2 separate regions of the Homo sapiens genome follow, and region 2 is linked to region 1. A link is a loop called in an ENCODE intact Hi-C map of the cell type or tissue named here. Cell type or tissue: PC-3. All regions are shown on one strand. Links, peaks and the distances in the headings refer to the core of each region. The heading gives the core; the rest is flanking DNA.

The links. Peaks named below come from ENCODE experiments on the same cell type or tissue, not always from the same donor. Only the 100,000 strongest peaks of a DNase experiment are listed, where the experiment ranks them.
Region 2: it touches region 1 in a loop (6-fold over the local background); 13 of 110 quality-filtered maps call a loop at or near these places.

The regions. Positions count from the first base shown.
Region 1 is chr4:22,510,864-22,516,110 of GRCh38, forward strand. It overlaps ADGRA3 (adhesion G protein-coupled receptor A3), which reads right to left and starts at 5,203. Exons shown (of 19, transcript NM_145290.4): 1 at 4,665-5,203. The coding sequence starts at 4,921. MIR12115 (microRNA 12115) reads left to right here and starts at 4,449; the gene lies at 4,449-4,522. In PC-3, for the core only: no CTCF peak of the experiment used is centred there; a DNase peak (open chromatin) is centred at 3,338; H3K4me3 peaks cover 2,352 bases; H3K27ac peaks cover 2,096 bases.
Region 2 is chr4:22,605,353-22,610,843 of GRCh38, forward strand. No RefSeq gene overlaps it. Among named protein-coding and RNA genes, the nearest start is that of ADGRA3, 92 kb to the left of the region's middle. In PC-3, for the core only: a CTCF peak has its summit at 2,190 (motif pointing left); a DNase peak (open chromatin) is centred at 2,199.

The DNA of each region.
Region 1 (5,247 bases), core at 248-5,247:
GGATAGTCTTTTAATTGTTCCCTAAATGTCTGCTTCCTATTGTGCAAATCCTTCCTCCTAACTAGATTTAAGTCTCTGAACAATACGAGCATTTCTTTTCTTGTACTTTGTACTGAGCCACACTGGTGATGTCCAAAATAATTATTAGTTCTTTGATAACAAACATGAAGAACCAAAACTCTACACACTATTTTAGTGTGTTAGTCTGAGAAAAACCTGGAGGTTATCTGACAAATTACAAGTAATTTTTGTTTTATATTTTTATTTGTCTAGAGTCACCAAGTAGCATCACGAGGAACCCACATTTAGAAAGGCAGTGATAAATTTGTAAAACTTTCCATCAATGAAATCCTCAGAACTTTCAAAACTTACATTATTGAGCAAGATTTAATATAAATCACAGAAATACAGTAAATAAGTATATTTTCAACAAAAACACTAAATGTAGGTAAATTTTTGTTCAATTTCTGTGTTATAATAATAGAAGCGGTTTAATCCCTCAATACAAAAGTCTACCTGAGACACGGGGAACACACAGTTAAGCCTAGGATTTCTGCCAGACCTTTCTTTAAGCATAGCTACAGAAACAAGTGGTGTTCATCAATACTGTTGAAGGATCTGACTTTTAGGCTATGATGAAGACCAGTTCATCCATTAAATAGAAATGGCTTTATTTTTCATGATTTAAAAAAAAATTATATCCCATCTTTGCCATTCTCCCAGTTCCCATCAGTTAATTTTCCTCTCTGTGGCCACATCACGACTCAGCTGAAAACACCTGGCCACACCTAAGTGATAAAGGCTCAAACCAGGGAGCCTGGCCATCCTCGACTCAGCCCCTACAGACTCCTCTGACCACCCTGGGCACCAGACACTTACCTTTGACATTCCGGTAACACCAACTGCACAGCAGCATAACCAGATACTGTCCTCTCCAAACCCGTGGGCACCTGGGGTCCCCCACTTCCAACCTATCATTTCCTCCCCTTGTTCCCTCACCGTTTTCTTCACAGTTATATTTTTCTTTCTTTCTTTTTTTTTTTTTTTTTTTGAGACAGAGTCTCACTCTGTCACCCAGGCTGAAGTGCAGTGGCACGATCTTCACTCACTGCAACCTCCGCCTCCCGGGTTCAAGCGATTCTCCTGCCTGCCTCAGTCTCCCTAGTAGCTGGGATTACAGGTGCAAGCCACCACATCCAGCTAATATCTGTATTTTTAGTAGAGATGGGGTTTCATCATGTTGGTCAGGCTGGTCTCGAACTCCCGGTCTCAAGTGATCTGCCCATCTCAACCTCCCAAAGTACTGCGATTACAGGTGTGAGCCACTGCGCCCGCCCCACAGTGATCTTTTTCCTCTTTCCAGAATTGGCTCAGGATCCTCAATCCCACTAGGATTGAGGGAGAAGGAGGCCCTGGTTGCCCTCCTCTGGGTTTCTTTTGCTACATGTGCACCCTGGTAATAGAGCATTGACCATACTGTTCTGAGACTTAGTCATGAATTTTTCTCCCCAAATATCTGTAATTTCCTGGAGAAGAAAGAGCATGTTTTTATTTGTATTCTGTCATGAGCTGGACAGTGTTTCATAGAAAGAAATGTCCAAGTCCTGACCTTTTAACGTGATCTTACTTGTAAACAGGGTCTTTGCAGATGTATTTAATTAAAGGATCTTGGGATGAGATCATCCTGGACCTAGGGTGGACCCTAAATTCAGTAACTGGTATCCTTATAAGAGAAAGGAGAGGACTTGAGACACACAGACACACAGGGAGAAGGCCAATGGAAGGCAGATGCGGAGACTTAAGTGATGCTGCCCCAAGCCAAGGAAAACCAGAAGATGAGAGACGCAAGCATGAATTCTTCCTAAAGTCCTCAGAGAGAGCATGGCCCTGCTAATAGATTGATTTGGGGTTTGTGGCCTCCAGAACTATGAGCGAATAAATTTGTTGTTTCAAGCCACCAAGCCTGTAGTAATCTGCAGCAGCCCTAGGCACTAACACACAGTCCAAACTTCAACACGCTACCTACTACCTAGAGGCCACTCAACAAAAACTGTGCTCAACTAAGATGAAGGCAAGGTGAGGAATGAGAAAGCATCTGAACTGCAGGACAGGAATCTGGGACGTGGACTCTGATGCTACTATGAGAATTCTGGTGAGCAAGTCCCTTATCTACAGTAACTCTAACTCTTTCCCCAGTAAAATGAGGAAACTGGCCCATAAGACCCCTCTACAGGGGGCCTCATATACCTTGAACCCTCTTCAGCCAGAACAACTTTCCTCTTTTTTTTTTTTTTTTTTTGAGATGGAGTTTCATTCTTGTTACCCAGGCTGGAGCGCAATGGTGCCTTCTTGTCTCACTGCAAACTCCTTCTCCTTGGGTTCAAGCAATTCTCCTGCCTCAGCCTCCCGAGTAGCGACTAGCTGGGATTACAGGTGCACGCCACCACGCCCAGCTAATTTTCTGTATTTTTAGTAGAGATGGGGCTTTAAGCATGTTGGCCAGGCTGGTCTCGAACTCCTGACCTCAGGTGATCCACCCACTTCCACCTCTCAAAGTACTAGGATTACAGGCATGAGCCACCACAACCAGCAGAACAGCTTTAATTGATCCTTAATTGTATCTTCTTCCCATTCACTAAACAAATTTTTTTTTTCTTTTTTTTTTTGAATGGGAGTCTCACTCTGTTACATAGGCTGGAGTGCAGTGGTGCGATTTCGGCTCACTGCAATCTCCACCTCTCGGGTTCAAGTGATTCTCCTGCCTCAGCCTTCCAAGTAGCTGGAATGACAGGCATACGCCACTACGCCTGGCTAATTTTTGTATTTTTAGTAGAGACAGGGTTTCGTCAAGTTGGCCAGGCTGGTCTTGAACTCCTGACCTCAAGGGATCCACCCGCTTTGACCTCACAAAGCCCTGGGATTACAGGTGTGAGCCCACCATGCCCAACCTTAACTTTATTTTCATCTAAAAAGCTTTCAGGCAAAAAAAAAAAAAAAAAAAAAAAAAAAAACTGGATTGAAATGACATTTCATAGTTACTTATATTTTAACCAGTTTCTAAAAATTGTAGAAAAATAGTTTAATTGGTAATATGCTGAAAATCAATTTACCACCATATCCCCTATTTTTTTCTGCAACGCAAAATCAACAATTTACTAGTAGTTGACCTAATCCAGCTGAAATTGTGGACACTTTTAGGTCAGAAAAACTGGACCTAAACATGAGTCAACGTAAATGTCACTCATTGACCCAAAACCTAAATGTTTATAACATAACTGCATGATGACTAATTTTTGCAGAGTAACAAAGAAAATCTCCTCCAACATTGGGATTTTCTCCATTTGGACTGTAATTAAAGTCCCATACCGAAAATTTCCACTTCAAAGAATCTGACTAAGAAATAAATAAATATAACTGCTGCCACCACCACATGGTAACGTGTTAGTAACGGAGTCAAATAAAACAAAAACTCTTTCATCCATCTTCATGCCTCCATAAATAGACACATAGACACAATTTTCATGGTTAAACGTTTCCTAATTCAAAAAATGGAAATGAAGGTAAACAAAAGTGTTAGTAATGAAATGTATACCTGGCCTACCTGTGTATACTCCTGCTGAATTTGGGTTACATTTAAAACCATACTTTAAGTGTTTTCATAGATCATGCTGCGGTCCTTGCATTCATGTTTGTATAGTGGCTGCCTTGATTCTTTTTTTAGGAAACCAACCAAAACAACATAGAGGAACCCCGAGCCAAGGGACTCACATTTCAGTTGAACAAAATACCCATGAGAAACACTTAGACTCAAAACTTTCCAAACCAATTCATCCTTCTGAAAACAAACTCGACAGTCACTGGGGCCAACTGTTCAGCTAGAATTGGCAAAACTACGTTTGCAAAACTGAACCGTGAATCCCAGCACAAGTGAGTTACCAAAATTTTTCCTTCCAGGTGGAAACTCAATCCGAAAATCAAAAATCCCTCGAGTTGGAAGGCTCAATAAACCCACGGTTTTCAGTTCCAATGTTCCTGGCTTTTAAATATAAGCCCTCACAGACACGAAAACGGGACTGCAAGGTACATAAACAGATTGATCTGAAATGTTTCCAGCCCTTAATAACAACTCTATCTTAAAAGGTGCTCTTTAACTGTAATAAAACTAAGATAGCAAAAGGCAAAGGAAGCGTCTTGGGGTTTGGGCTCGCACACAGTCCTTGTGTTTTGCAAACTCTACCACGTAAGTGTAACTTAATTTGCAAAGAAGCAGAAGGACTGGCGCTTGCAATCAAGCATTGTGTTTTCTGGAAACCCAAGCCCAGGATGAATGAGCTTTAACTCTGTTGACTGCGTGTTTACTTGCATCCTCACGTGGCACCGCGCAGCCCAAAAGCGCTGCGCCGGGGACAGCGCGGGGAGCGCCTGAGAACCCGAAAACTTTACTTTGCAAACTAGTGGAGCTGGGAGGCAGCTCGGACGCAGATTCCCTTGCCTTTCCCTGAACTGCACCCATGCCAAGCACACGAGGTCTTTCCTAGCACCGCCCCCTGCCTACAGCTCCACACAAAGGCGCGTGGGTGCCGGCTGGACCCTGCTCCAAAGTTGAGCGGAGAGATAAGAAAGAGCCGAGCGGGAGAGGACCCAGCGTCGCGGGAGATACTCACAGGGTGACCGTGCGGTTGGGCAGAGTATCTGGGGGCAGGACCTGCGCGAGTTCCAGGCTGCTGCACACCACCTTGCCCTCGGCGGCGCCCGCCGCCCTGCCAGCCCCTCGGGGCCGCCCATCGTGCTTGCAGCCGGCGGGCAGCGCCGCGGCGCCGCCGCCGCCGCCGCCTCCCAGCAGCGCGAGCAGCGCTAACAGCGAGAGCGGCAGCAACAGCGGCGGCTGCGCGCGGCCCCGCCGGCGTCCGGGTGGCTCCATGCTGCGGGCCGGGGCCTGCGGGGCGAGCGGCGGCGCACTGGCCTAGCGGGCCGCCCCGGAGCCCGGGCGGGCAGGAGCGCGGCGCGGGCCCAGCGGCGACCGGAGCCTTATGGCGGCCGGAGGACGGGCCTTCCCCGGCGCGGACATGCTCCTTTGTCCGCTGCGGCTGCGCTGGGCCTCTAGGGAGCCGGGGGTCACGGCCGCATGGGTCCCAGCGCCGCTCTACCGCCCGGCGCGAGCACCGCCTCCTCCTCCTCCTCTGCCGCCGCCGCCGCCGCCACTGCCTCCTCCCCTGGCCAGGACCCGCGCGCGGCGGCTCCTCCCCG
Region 2 (5,491 bases), core at 310-5,309, 95 kb after region 1:
ATTCGGGGAGCTCGGATTTTAAGGCAATGGCTTGCCGATGCTCCCAGCTGAATAAAGCCCTTCCTTCTACTACTCGGTGTCTGAGAGGTTTTGTCTGCGGCTCGTCCTGCTACACTATCAGCTGTGGTTGAAGGTTTCTGCAGGGAGAGTTGTGGCAATTCCAGTCTGCTCTACAGGCGGGCAGGGTGGACTCACTCAGGTAGAGTCACAGGTGTGGGTAGTTGGTTGGAAGTCTGGCTAGAGTGCAAGACAATGTTAAGAGATGAATAAATATGGGAAGGCACAGCTAGCACTCTTACAGACAGTCCATTAACATTCCTGAGTCTGTTTTCTCATTTTTAAAGTGGAAATTCCAAGAACTATTTTGGAAATGTTGAAATGTAAGTGAAGGCACTGGCTGGGATCCAGGACCCCAAACACTCTGTCTTACCATAGTAAGAGATCCCAGTTGTGTCTTCCTATACTCACTCTTCCTTTGGAAGTGTCCATGGTGTATGTTTGTGTCTATGCACACAAACAAGGCTGAGAAAAGGAACACACTACAACTAGATGGAACCCTAATCCTGTTCAGCTAAGACTACACAGATTTGTGGGAATTCTGTTGCTCAGAGAAGGCAATCCTAACTTTGGGCAGGAGGCCTCTTTGGACCCTTTAACCCGGAGCCATGCTAAAATATCAGCCCTCTGATTCGCAAACTCTGATACTGGGAAAAGATAAGTCTTTTTGAGTATTAACTAGATACATGCAGTTATAAAGTACCTAGTACAGTACCTGACATATAGTGTCTGCCATATAGTAGGTTTCTCCAAAATGTGAATGCATCCTGTCTCTATGCCTTTCTTCTCTGATTTTCCTTAAGTACTGGGCACATCATTTATAATGCTGCTTTCCCAACTTCAGATTAAGATGACCATGGGAACAGGCCCTGTGCACATAAGCAGTGACGGAGGTGGATGCTAATTCAATTAATAGTATCCATAGGCCAGTGGGCAACCAATGAGGGGACCTGGAGCAAGAGACACTGTCCAAGTGGGTAGAGAGTAACTAGCTAAAACAATGTGTCCATCTCCCTTTTGGGCTGTAGACTGGAAAATATGGAGAGTGGTCAGTTATTAAGGGGTAGGAGGAGAGAGAGAGCGAGATGAAGAGAGAAGAGGAGGCACAAAAGTAGCAGAATAGGAGTCTGAGAGGGCATCTGAGTGAAGATAAGGTGAAGCTGGGGGCTGTGATGTAAGTGACAGTCCTTTTCCAGGAAGCAGCATATAGCTGCCCCCAACCCTGCCCAACATGCCAATGCCTGCTAGTCCAAAGCCACTTGAGTCCTGGGAGCAGCATTGCCATGTGCAAGAGCAGTAGGGGCACTGGCAGGAATGCATTCTATTCGTCTCACTGGATTAAACATTTACTGGTCCCAGATCAGATTGGCTTGTGTCAGCACCTTTGAGTGACACACAGGCCCCTCTGGCTTATGTCACTTGCATATTTGACAACTCAGCTATACTCAAGGCAGCTCCCCAAAGCCTGGTCTAACCCTCACCGGAGAGCAGGCAGCTCACACTCTGGCACTACCATGTGTTACCTGGGCCCTGAGTTAGGAAGAGAGATTGCCTGTGGTATCAGATCATGCCATGGGGATTCTGAGTCCATACCGAATGGGGTTGCTTTTCAGGATTTCATTCTGAGAAAGAATGCAAATGAAGAATATAGAATTACACTAGCAGCAAAGTAGAAGGACAGAAGGGAAGACAGGAGTCAAGTGGGTTGTCATATGATGAGGTCAGAGTGAATAGAGCCCTAACGAAACTAAGCGAGCATCAAATGGATATTTGCAAGGTCTATGTATGCATGCATTCAGATACATTTTATCAACTTTATTTTTAGAATATTATTTCATTAACTCTAAGTTTTGAAGGTTTTTGGGGTTTCCAAAATGGGTTACTTCTCCTAAAAACAGTTCTACTTGATTCAAGATGCCAATTAAATGGGTACTGGAGGCAGCCATGGCCACGGACTCTCCTTTTGTTCTCTTTCTTTGTGAGCGCAGGTATAAGCTGCACTGATCCTGACCTTTTGGCCTGAGGATGGAAGTCTTCAGTATCCGTACAACTTTACACCCAAGAGCTGGTGTAGAATGAGTTCCTCTGGCCATGGCAGGATCACAGAGGGGTGCCTGCCACCTGCAGCCCAGCCTCAGTAAGTGCAACTGTGCAGTTGGCAGAGGGGAGGGAGCTAGGGGCACACCAACGGTTTCTGTTACTTCCTGTAGGCATAGCCCAAGTCTCAGGAAGTGGAATATACACAGGGTAGGGTGGGGTGGGGGAGGGGAGGGGAGCTGTTTCTTCCCCCACCCATTACCTACTAGTCCAAAGCCACTTGAGCCATGGGAACAGCAATGCTAACCACAATAGCTGCAGGGACCTGGAAGGGGACTGGTGATGACATCCAACAGCAATGCTCTTTTACATTGAGATGTTGATGGACAGGAGTCCACCTAGACTTCTCTAGAGACACACATGTCAAAAAGCAGGCAAGTATAACTCTCTAAACATTCCTTGGATGCTGTATTATCACCCCCTTCCCTCACTACAATTCTGTAATCTCCACCTTGGGAGGAACAAACACGTCTTATTGCACCTTGCCCAGAAATAATATCACAGCTTATTAATTCCATCTACTCCCCACACAAGGGATAACGACTGTCCACAGAAGGGGTAAGGAAGTCTCAAGTGCCACACAGGGAATTTTCCTAGGGCCTTCCATCATTTTAGGCCACTAGTAACTCACCTATAGCCAGTACTGTAGCAAGTTGAGAGTGTATGGATTTGGGTACCATTCATCTGTAAAAACCAAAGAAAAGACTTGCACTTCTGGATTAATTCACAGACCTGTGGGAAGACCCTCTTGTCTCACCTGTGACTCATGACCATATTTTGAGATTCCCAAGTCCCTGGAGCCTGCTTCCTCCTGAGCAAAGAGGGTTGTCTTTATTTCAATTGGCAAGGAAAGTCCATTTGTTTGTCTCCAGTCCCGCCAGGGGCTCCACTCTCCCTCAGTTACGGGAGACCTCCTGAAGCAAGGCTGGAGGGAGAGGCTGTGTGGTAAGAGTGAGTTTTGAATGAGTATGGACTGAGGGCTTTACATGCACCAGGTGCTGCACAAAATAATTGAATTTAATCCTCACTCCGGCTCTGACAGGTGGTTGAGATCATATCTTTATTAAACTTAGCATTTTACAATGGGCAATTAATTGCTGGAGATGGGATTAAAATCCAGTCTTGTCCAACTCCAAAATAGTATGTCTCTCACTACCTAACCCATGCTTGCCTCTCAGTGACATCACATCTGTAACTATAGGAGTGTTTCCTTGCTATCAGATCCAAGTGAATACAATCCTTTGTACCGAGTTACCTTGAGGTAGCCAAATGTGCCAGAGTCAACTCTAGTTAGAATGAATGAGGACATCACCCCACCTTTGGTTGCTTCAGTTCTCCAATTTAAAATAATATATGTTGGGTACCAAGAACTGATGCTCTACTGAACAATCCCAAATACTTGGAATGACCAAAGTACTAGGCTCTTGCTCCTGGAAAACAATGATGTAAGCCAGCACTGCCTGGACTTTGGGTCTCTCCTCAGGTAGCATAAACCACACAGAGATTGTGATCATCTGCTCAGGTTTTATGCCAGCCTTGCAACAAATCTCCTTATCTTCATGGGATCTTTATCTTCACTTCTGCCTCCACACTACTGTTAGAAACACATATACCAAGACTTGGTGGTTATGTAGTAATAATATCTTCACTCCATCGATGTTGGTTTTTTTCAAGAAAATTTATTTTAAATCTTGGCATTTCCACAGCTGCAAATCTGGGAGAACGAGCCAGCCCTTGCGGAGCTGTGTGTGTTAGCTGGATCAGGGGTGAAAGGGGGCAAGCTCAGGGTATCTTTCAACCGCTGATAAACTCCCAGGGACCAAGGAACCTGGTCCCCACGGCTTTTTATCACTGAGATGCTAGCTCTATAATGCCATCTCCATGGTGATTTCTATGTTGAAGAAGAACATTTGTTTCCTGCCACCAGTGAGAGACCACCTGAGTGTTCGGTTGCAGTATCTTCAACTCTCCAGGTGCATCAGTAGCATTGTCTTCTCTGGGCTTCTCTCATAGAACTCATTTTTAGCAAAGTCAAGTTTCCATATTCTAGGTAGTAACTTATCAGATGGATGATCAAAAAGATGGAAGCAAAACATTTTCATGTACTGCATTTCAGTTATTTTCTCTGGGGTTTTATCACCCTGCGGGTGGTTGTCTCCAAAATAACAGGTGTCATTCTGCTCCATTAATCAGGTTCCCCTACCTTTATCCGGGCACTTTTCTCTTCAGCGTCTTCTTCAAGGTATTTCCAGTTGCCCACCCTGGACTGTTTCAGAATGAGGAGGACACCTGGAGGAATCTACAGGTGCATAGACCAATTTGCAAAAGAACCTGTGAGCCAACGTAGGTTGTGAGATGCATATCCCACATCCAGTTCAGCCCAGTAACTTGGGAAATGGGGGAGAGGTAGCTCTGAAGACCAGACAGTACATCTTTACCCCCATCCATGCTTGCAACTGTAAGTTGATCTTAAATCAGTACTTTTAACCAAGTCAACCTCAATCACTGGAATAGGATACCCAGCTGAAAAACTTGGGGTCACTGAATCAATCTCTTATCTGTAAGAGATAATGACGCCTACCCAATGGGGTTCTGAAAAATATGTAATGCCTGACATGTAGTGTATACTCACTGAATGTGGCTTTTAACCACAACCTTTATATTTTTGCCAAGAGTATCACCTTTCTGCAGCAACCCTGAGAACCTCACGCTAACCTTGTCTTAGATTGCTCATTCCTTTCCTATATTTAGACACCAAACTCCATTCATTTTCCCCTTGAAATGTTCATTCCCATGATCAAGATTTTGCTTAAACACATTTTATTTTCATGTCCAGATTATTATCTCAGCTGGAAGAATTAATAAGCAACACAGTCACCCAAGAAGTATTTACTGAGCACCTACTGAGCTAGGGGGCAAACGGCTCTGACAAGTCTCTGTTCTCAAGGCACTTACATTCATATGGGTGAAGATAGATAACAAACAAGGAAAAAATTGGACAGACAAAAAATTTAGGTGGTGCCAAGTATGATGCAAACACCAAAACAGTGATGCAATAGAAGACATCAGAGAGAGTGGGAAGGTTACATTAAATAGATGTCCAAGGACGATGTCTCTGAGGAGAAGCTACTAGGGCTGAGATCTTAATGACAACAAGGAACCCAAGGGCTGGAAGCAGAGCATTTCGAACGTGGCCAGTGGGTGCAAAGGCCCTCACACGTGAATGGGCCTGGCCAGGTGGAAGGACAGAGGGCAAGGGTGTTGTGGTTGCCCTGTGAGTGCGAATGGCCCAAGATGGGATGAAAGAGGAGGTCAGGACCACACCGTATAGGAATAT